Linked DNA regions of Homo sapiens: region 1 is linked to region 2. A link is a contact called in ENCODE Hi-C data. All regions are on one chromosome and are shown on one strand. Each heading gives the region's core, a stretch centred on a gene start or an enhancer-like site at or near the end of the contact. The rest is flanking DNA. Distances are from core to core; before and after follow the strand shown. Region 1 holds the start of LINC00620 (long intergenic non-protein coding RNA 620). Region 2 overlaps NUP210 (nucleoporin 210).

Region 1 (3,703 bases), core at 1,116-3,615, 320 kb before region 2:
TGCAGGGATGGCTCAGCACCAGACCTAGGGCGTGGGCCTGGTGACCAGGTCTGGGGGTGGGAACATCAGGGCATAAATCCTGACCCAGCTGACAGTGCCCCGGGGCAGACACAGAGGCCCTAGTGTCACCTTCCTGTCCCCACCCTTCCTGGCATGTTTCACAAGGTCAGAGGTGCTGGGTGGGGTGAACAAGCACATAAACCTTGGCCCCAGCCAGGTCAGCCTTGAGCTTCCGACCTGATAAATGGACAGAGAAGAGGACGAGGCCTGGCCCTGCACTGACCTTTAGGGCCAAGAAAGAGTGAGTCACAGAGGGCCAAGCTGCAGTGGGGATATCCAGGGGCCTGAGTGGAAGCCACAGCCAAGCCCCATCCAGGAGCATGCAGAGAGGGACCTGGAGCAGATACCTCAGGTGTTGGGGTGGGGTGTCCAGCTCACAGGCCCAGCCTGGGCCTCCTAACACCAAATGCAGCCACCACCACCCCCAGCCTGCTCCTCCCTTCAACTCTGGCTCCAGCCTGGACATTGGACAAACTCCGATTGCCACCTGAGTAGCTGGAAAGGACCCAGCCCTTCTCTCAAGCAGTTCATGAGGAGGGGGGCGGGTGGAGTGTGCACGCACACATTTGCTTATTCATTCGACACGCATTTGTTAGTGCCTGCTTTATGCACGGTGCTAGGTGCTGGGGACTCGGATCTTATTTTGCTGCATCAGTCCTGAGAAGGACTACCTGCAGGGATGTGTGAGGGCGGTGGGGGCACACAGCAGGCAGATGCCAACTCTGTGTGGGGTGCTCAGAGCTGAGCATTGCAGGATGCGTAGGAGTTTGCCAGGTACAGAATGGGCAGAGGCGTGGAGATGAGAAGGGTCTTGGAGGGTGCTAGGAAGGGCTGGTGGCCAGGGTGGCTGGAGTGCAGGGAGTGGACGGGGAGTGATGGGCAATGAATCTGAAGGGGGCAGGGACCGGAATGTCAGGCCATGGAACTGGGACTTGATGCCGTGGCAATGGGGAGTCATGGTGGGGTTTACACAGGGGAGAGGCCAAAAGCTCAGTGTCCTCTCTGCTAGCTCAGCCCCAAACATCTTCCTCTCACCTCCTGACGCAGCAGATAAGGACAGCAAGGCTCAGAAAGGCCAGGTTTCCTGTCCCTCCCCGATCCTCAGCCCCTCATCACCCGTGGCTGGACTCCCTGTGTGGCCTGGGCCAAATATTCAGCTCTTCTGGGCCTCAGTTTCTGTGTCTGTAAAACGGGGATCATCATGGAAGGAAGGAAGAGTTTAGTGAGGTAAGAAGGCTACACAAGTAGCCCGCCTGTCTCCCTCAGGGGAGGCAAGACAGACTGGTTCCAGACCATTTGCTACCCCAGGAAATGGCTGGGCAAGGTCTCTCTGAGAGCTGGAATGACCAGGCTGAACACAGGGCTGTAGGTCAGGCATCTGCTAGAACCCAGGTACTAGAGATCAGAATGCCCTATACACACACACACACACACACATACACACACACCCAGAACAGTGGCAGACACCCCCTCCCCTCCTCAGATGCGTTTCACCAGGTTCCCCCACACTCACAGCCACGCGCCTACAGAGATGCAAACTCACACACAGCTCCCGGTGTCCTGCAGGCCTCAGGGTAGCCCTGGTCCCAGTGTGCTAGGGACAGTCCCACCTCATATCCACTGCCTTGGCCTAATTAGCAGTGCCCCTTTCTTATTCATGTCCATGTCCACAATAAACTGTCTGATAAACCACTACATAGCGGACACACTGGTGTTGCCTTTCCTCTCCAGAGAGGTTCTCAACCATGCATGTGTGTATGTGTACACACGTGTGTACATGCAAGTGTGCGTGTGCATGTGTTCATGTGCGTGTCTGCGTGCATGTGTGTCTGCTTGTGTGCATGTTAGTGTGTGTGCGTGTGTGTGTGCCAGAGACGCCTTTGGCAGTCTGGGCAAGCCTGTAGGCTCTTAAATGCCGATTAGATTTAAATTATAGTTATCAGAATACTAAAAGGGGTCTGTGACGTGGCGCTACCTGGGCTTCCTTCTTAACCCAGTGAATGACACGGTCTAGCAGCGGGTCTAATACCCACTGCAATTTCAAAGTACTAAGGAAGGAAAGCGAGATTGCGCCATCTCTGAAATCAGTAGTGCTACTATAGCTCATTGCGTTCATAATTAAAGGACATGCTATGTTCCAATTAGAGTACAAAAGATGTTATTTCTGCCCATCCACGTTCACGCACCCCCACCTCGATTTCTCTCCAGGTCCTGAAAGCTGCTGTGCGACGCGGTCCTCGGACCTGGCCACCTGCCTCGCCCCGGCCGGGCCTGGCCTGCACTGGCCCGCACCGGCCCGCACCGGTCAGCACCGCCTCGCACCGGTCAGTACCGCCTCTCCGCTGTCCGCTCCTGCGCAGCCGTCCGCAGTTCCGCATGCCACCGCCAGGTGTCGCTGCACACACGCCGTGGCCCCGAGGCTCCTCTGCAAGCCGCTCCGCGAGGCTCTAGGGGGCCCCCCAGGGTCCTGTTTCCCGCGGCCCGCAACTTATCTGTGCACAGAGCACCCCCACGCTGCGCTAGGAACTTCCGCTGCTCCCCCACCACCTCACTCCTTCGTGCCTTTGAGCATGCTGCCTGCAGTGCCTGCCCTGATCTCCGGCTGGGTGATTCCTGCTGCACGTCAAAACCCACTGGAGGCAACACCTCCTCCAGGAAGCCTTCCCTGATGCCACTATAATGGCCCCTCTTGAGTTTCCACAGCCCCCTGTGTCTGCCTCATCATTGCAGTGACTGCCAACATGGTTGTGTCTGTTTCTGTGTCTGACTCCCCACTAGAATGTGAGCTTTGGGAGTATGGGGAGGGCCACGCAGTGGGCTGTTATGTTTTGTTTTTTAAGTAGACTTAATTTTTTAGAACAGTTTTAGGTTCCCAGGAAAACTGAGCAGAAAGTACAGAGAGTTCCCACACACTCCCTGCCCCTACACGTGCACAACCTCCCCTCTATCAACATCCCCAGCAGAGGGGTGCATGAGGGACCTGCACTGCCACATCAGTGTCACCCACAGCCCATGGTTTACGTGAGGGCTCATTCTTGAAGCTGTACATTCCATGTGTTTGGACAAATGTACAACGACCCTTATCCACCATTATTGTATCACACAGAATAGTGTCACCGCCCAAAAAATTCTCTAAACTCCACCCGTAATCCCCTGTGCTCCCTTCCCCCTAACCCCTGGCAACCACAGATCTTTTTACTGTTCCCATAGTTTTGCCTTTTCCAGAATGTTGTATTGTTGGAATCATACAGTGTGTAGCCTTTTCAGATTGGCTTCAGATTGGCTGGGCCACATGGCAAAACCCCGCCTCTACAAAAAATACAAAAATCAGTTGGGCGTGGTGGTGCATGCCTGTAGTCCCAGCTACTCAAGAGGCTGAGGTGGGAGAATCACATGAGCCTGGTAGGTTGAGGCTGCAGTGAATCGTGATTGCTTCACTGCACTCCAGCCTGGGTGACAGAGAAAGACCCTGTCTGAAAAAAAAAAAAAAAAAAAAAAAAAAAAAAAAAAACAGCCAAACTGTTTTCCAAAGTGGTTGTGCCATTTTGCATTCCCACCAGCAATGAATGTGAGTTCCTGGTGCTCCACATCCTCGCCAGCATTTGGTGTGTTAGTGCTTTGGATATGAGCCACTCCAGTAGGT
Region 2 (3,482 bases), core at 202-2,701:
TAAAAAAAAATAGAAGGAATCCTATTTATGAATGTATTTACCAGGCAGTAAGTGTGTCCGAGTCAGACTCAGTGAGGTGGCTTCCGTGTGGATGCCGGAAGGGGGCATCCGAGTCAGCCTCGTCTCACCTGACGCCAAAACCCCACCCAGCTCCCAAAGGCTGTTTCTCACCGTTTGGGAAGTGTTGTTCCTCCTGTCACCTCATATGGAGCCCACAACTCTCAAGACAGGCATGGAGAGGACGTTAGTTGTGGACCATGTTACACACAAGGAAATCTAGGCTTACGTGGACAGAGCACAGAGGAGCTGGGAGGGGTGGAATCAGGCCATCTTCCTCTCAGAGAATCACTCGTCAGATCCGATGATATTGGCCATGGCCCAGGGCTCAGGCCCGAGGGGTGTCCACCTGGTCTGATCAGAGGCCAGTGGAGAGCTCAGGGCACAGCTTTACCTGCCAGCGAGTGGTTGCCCCTGAGCCAGGCTGGGAGGCCGAGGAGGCAGCAGCCCTGAGGGGCCTGAGAGAGGGGACTTACACAGGTGGTGGACACATCTGAAGTCTTGCAGAGAAGGGGCCTGGAGTTCCCAGGTAAGTGCTGTTGCCATGGGCTCGGGGAGCCACCAGGGCCTTGGAGCACTTGGGCGTCCCAGGATCAGATCTGAGCCGACCTCATGAGGCTGATCATTTGCCGGACTGAGCTCCTCACCAGGCCCCTGTGTGTGTCTATGTGGATCCTGCAAGAACATGGCCAGAGCCAGCCAGAGGAGCCTGGGAGGTGGAACGGGGGTTGTTCTGAGATGGTGGCAGTGAGGAGCAGGATGTCTCTGTGAGAGAAGGGAGCAGTTCGGTGGCACCTTGCCCAGGCTCAGTCCTGGCACAGTTATCCTGAGCAAACCCTGGTGCTGGAGTTGTGTGTGCTGCCCTCCGCGCTCACATCCTGGCAGGTAAAGTTCTTCCTCACTGGGCACGGAGGGAGAGGCCTGTGTTTCCAGGCTCCTTGAAGGAGCTCCCATTAGACTACACAAACATGAGCCTGCCTGTCTTTTCTCATCATATCTTTGGCCATGTGTGTGTGTGTGTGTGAGATAGGGTCTTGCTCTGTTGCTCAGACTGGAGTGCAAGCCTCAGCCTCCCAAGTAGCTGGGACTACAGTTGCACACTCCATGCCTGGCTAATTTTTAAAATTATTTTGTAGAGACTGAGGGTTTGCTGTGTTGCCTTGGCTGAGCTACTCTACCCGGCCACACCTTTGGCCTCTTAAAGGTCAGCCCTTCACATCATGTCATCAGTGACCTGACAGACGAGAAAGCCGCTTTTCTCCTCTCTGGCCCCTCCTCGGCTCTTGCTGCTAGGAGAGAAGCAGACATCTGGCCTGAATGTGACTCCAGTGCCCCATCGGAAGTGAAACTTGCCCTCTCTTGCAGGTGTTTGAGAAGCTGCAGCTGCTCAACCCTGAAATAGAAGCAGAACAAATATTAATGTCGCCCAACTCATATATAAAGCTGCAGACAAACAGGTACGTGACTCAGCTCTTGTTTCCAGCAAAGTTGTGCGGCTGTGCTTGCATCCGACACCTCATGTGTCAACACTGTCAGGAGCCATGGGTACTTTCAGGGAGGTTTTCTCCTGCTGTGCTTGGAATGGGTGAGGCCTCTGCCTGCTCCTTCTCTTCTCTGTGGTGCTCCTCTGCTTCTTGAAATCACTTCTCACTGTGGGTCTCTTTTTCCTCCTTGTAGCCTAGAAACATTTTTATGCGAGGTACTAAAATTCAGTCTTTAAAAGGGAAAAAAACACCAGCTTAGAAATGTTGTGTTTCAAGACTTGCCACTCAGAGTGTAGCCCATGAGCCAGAAGCATCAGCATCACCGGGAAGAGAAGATGCAGCTCTCAAGCCCCACCCCAGACCTGCCCAGGGAGAAGCTGCACCCTAGGGAGATCCCCAGGCGAGGGGGCCGCACAGTAACGCTTGGGAAAAGCTGTTTAAAGCTCTTCTGCAAACCTAATTCCTACCTTTGATTCCAAGGGGATGCCTTTCGTAACAGTGGCTTGCATTTGAATGGCAGTTGCCAAGCGGGAGACTCCACGGGCCACAGGACACTTACATGTTGCATGAAACACATACATGTTTTCATTCAGCCAAAAGTAACAAAGTGCCAGGCTCCATGCTGGGCTCCAGGAACACAGATATGGGTGACATAGGGTGCCCCGGAGGAGGGTAGCAGGAGAAGGCTATTAAAAAGCAAGGTGTAGTATTCAAACCAGAGCCCAAAGAAGGGTGCTGTCCATGGGGATTTAGGGGAGGCATGTCCCAGATGGAGATGCTCGGGCTGCAGTTCTTGAAGGATGAATAAGAGTTCCCCAGGTTAAGAGGAAGGGGTTGGTGGGGGAAGAATGTTTAGGCAGAGGCAATAACATTTGCTCCTAGTCATCTATAGGGCTGTGGAAGAGACAGAGATGATGGAAACTAGCCGTGGGAGCTGGAGGCCTTTGCTTCCTGGGTTTCTTTATTATATTAATAAATATGTAAAAGGGTAACAGATACGGCATAATTTGCTTCCTACCCAGTACATAGTATCAGTAGTTTGCTAACAGTTTTCTTAGCGGGTAGTCTGTTTTTATCCTGTTGACAGTCCTTAGAAATAGGACAAGACAGGATCATTACACACCTTTTACCAAGTAAGAAGTCAACGCCGAGAGAAGAGGGGACATAATGTGCACACAGCTGGTGGCAGGACATGTTGGGACCGGCTTTGGATTCTGTCGGACTCAAAGCCCCATCCTCCACTATGCCAGGATGCCTTGCTTCAGTAAATTGAGAACAATTTGCTGCAGAAATGATATTTTACAGTAGATGTCCCATGGAGCTGATGAAAGAAACTGCCCTCATAGTCTCTCCCTCCCTGCTGGCTGACCCACGGCAGGCACTGCTCTGGGAAGAGTGAGACGCCACACTTTGCTCGGAACCATTGGATTTCTGAATTACTTTTCCGTGGGTGACTGATGAAGCCTCAGACAACTGACGGCACGTGGTCCTGAGGTCCGTGGGGCCAAGATTGGGCCTTTTTTCCTCCCAGGAGCATGAGGAGCCACAGACTCTTAGATCTCCTGGCATTGTATCCAGGCCCACTCCCACTGCTGCCATCTACAAAAACAGCTCTGTTTTGTTTTCCAAAGGGATGGTGCAGCCTCTCTGAGCTACCGCGTCCTGGATGGACCCGAAAAGGTTCCAGTTGTGCATGTTGATGAGAAAGGCTTTCTAGCATCAGGGTCTATGATCGGGACATCCACCATCGAAGTGATTGCACAAGAGCCCTTTGGGGCCAACCAAACCATCATTGTTGCTGTAAAGGTAGGGTTGCATTCTCCTCCTTTTTGGAGTAATGAAAGCAATAGCACTGAGGTAATATGCCTCTCAGGTGTAAAAGTGAATACGTTCACCTTCCAGCTAAGAAACTGTAGACAGGCATTTAGAGTAACTCAGGGG

The links. A loop is a pair of places that touch in the nucleus more often than their neighbours do. Pooled maps may share reads with other maps.
Region 1: a loop to region 2 is called in a map with no recorded cell type, with 6 times the contacts of the local background. The contact joins the promoter of LINC00620 here to the enhancer-like site in region 2. A Hi-C loop is called at or near these places in 4 of 168 maps with a recorded cell type or tissue (CD4-positive, alpha-beta T cell, CD8-positive, alpha-beta T cell and naive thymus-derived CD4-positive, alpha-beta T cell), 1 of 37 single-sample maps with no recorded cell type and 12 of 50 pooled maps.

Annotation. Positions count from the first base shown.
Region 1 is chr3:13,649,383-13,653,085 of GRCh38, reverse strand. LINC00620 (long intergenic non-protein coding RNA 620) reads right to left here and starts at 2,365. Exons shown (of 6, transcript NR_027103.1): 1 at 2,253-2,365. All of the region lies in intron 1 of LOC100293612 (a long non-coding RNA gene), which reads left to right.
Region 2 is chr3:13,330,325-13,333,806 of GRCh38, reverse strand. It overlaps NUP210 (nucleoporin 210), which reads left to right. Exons shown (of 40, transcript NM_024923.4): 29 at 1,423-1,514; 30 at 3,173-3,347. Among named protein-coding and RNA genes, the nearest start is that of NUP210, 88 kb to the left of the region's middle. RefSeq lists enhancers at 984-1,033, 1,354-1,713 and a silencer at 2,881-3,048. Within about 2 kb of position 1,451, at least 8 of the 41 ENCODE cell types and tissues checked have a DNase peak (open chromatin) inside an H3K27ac peak, as active enhancers do.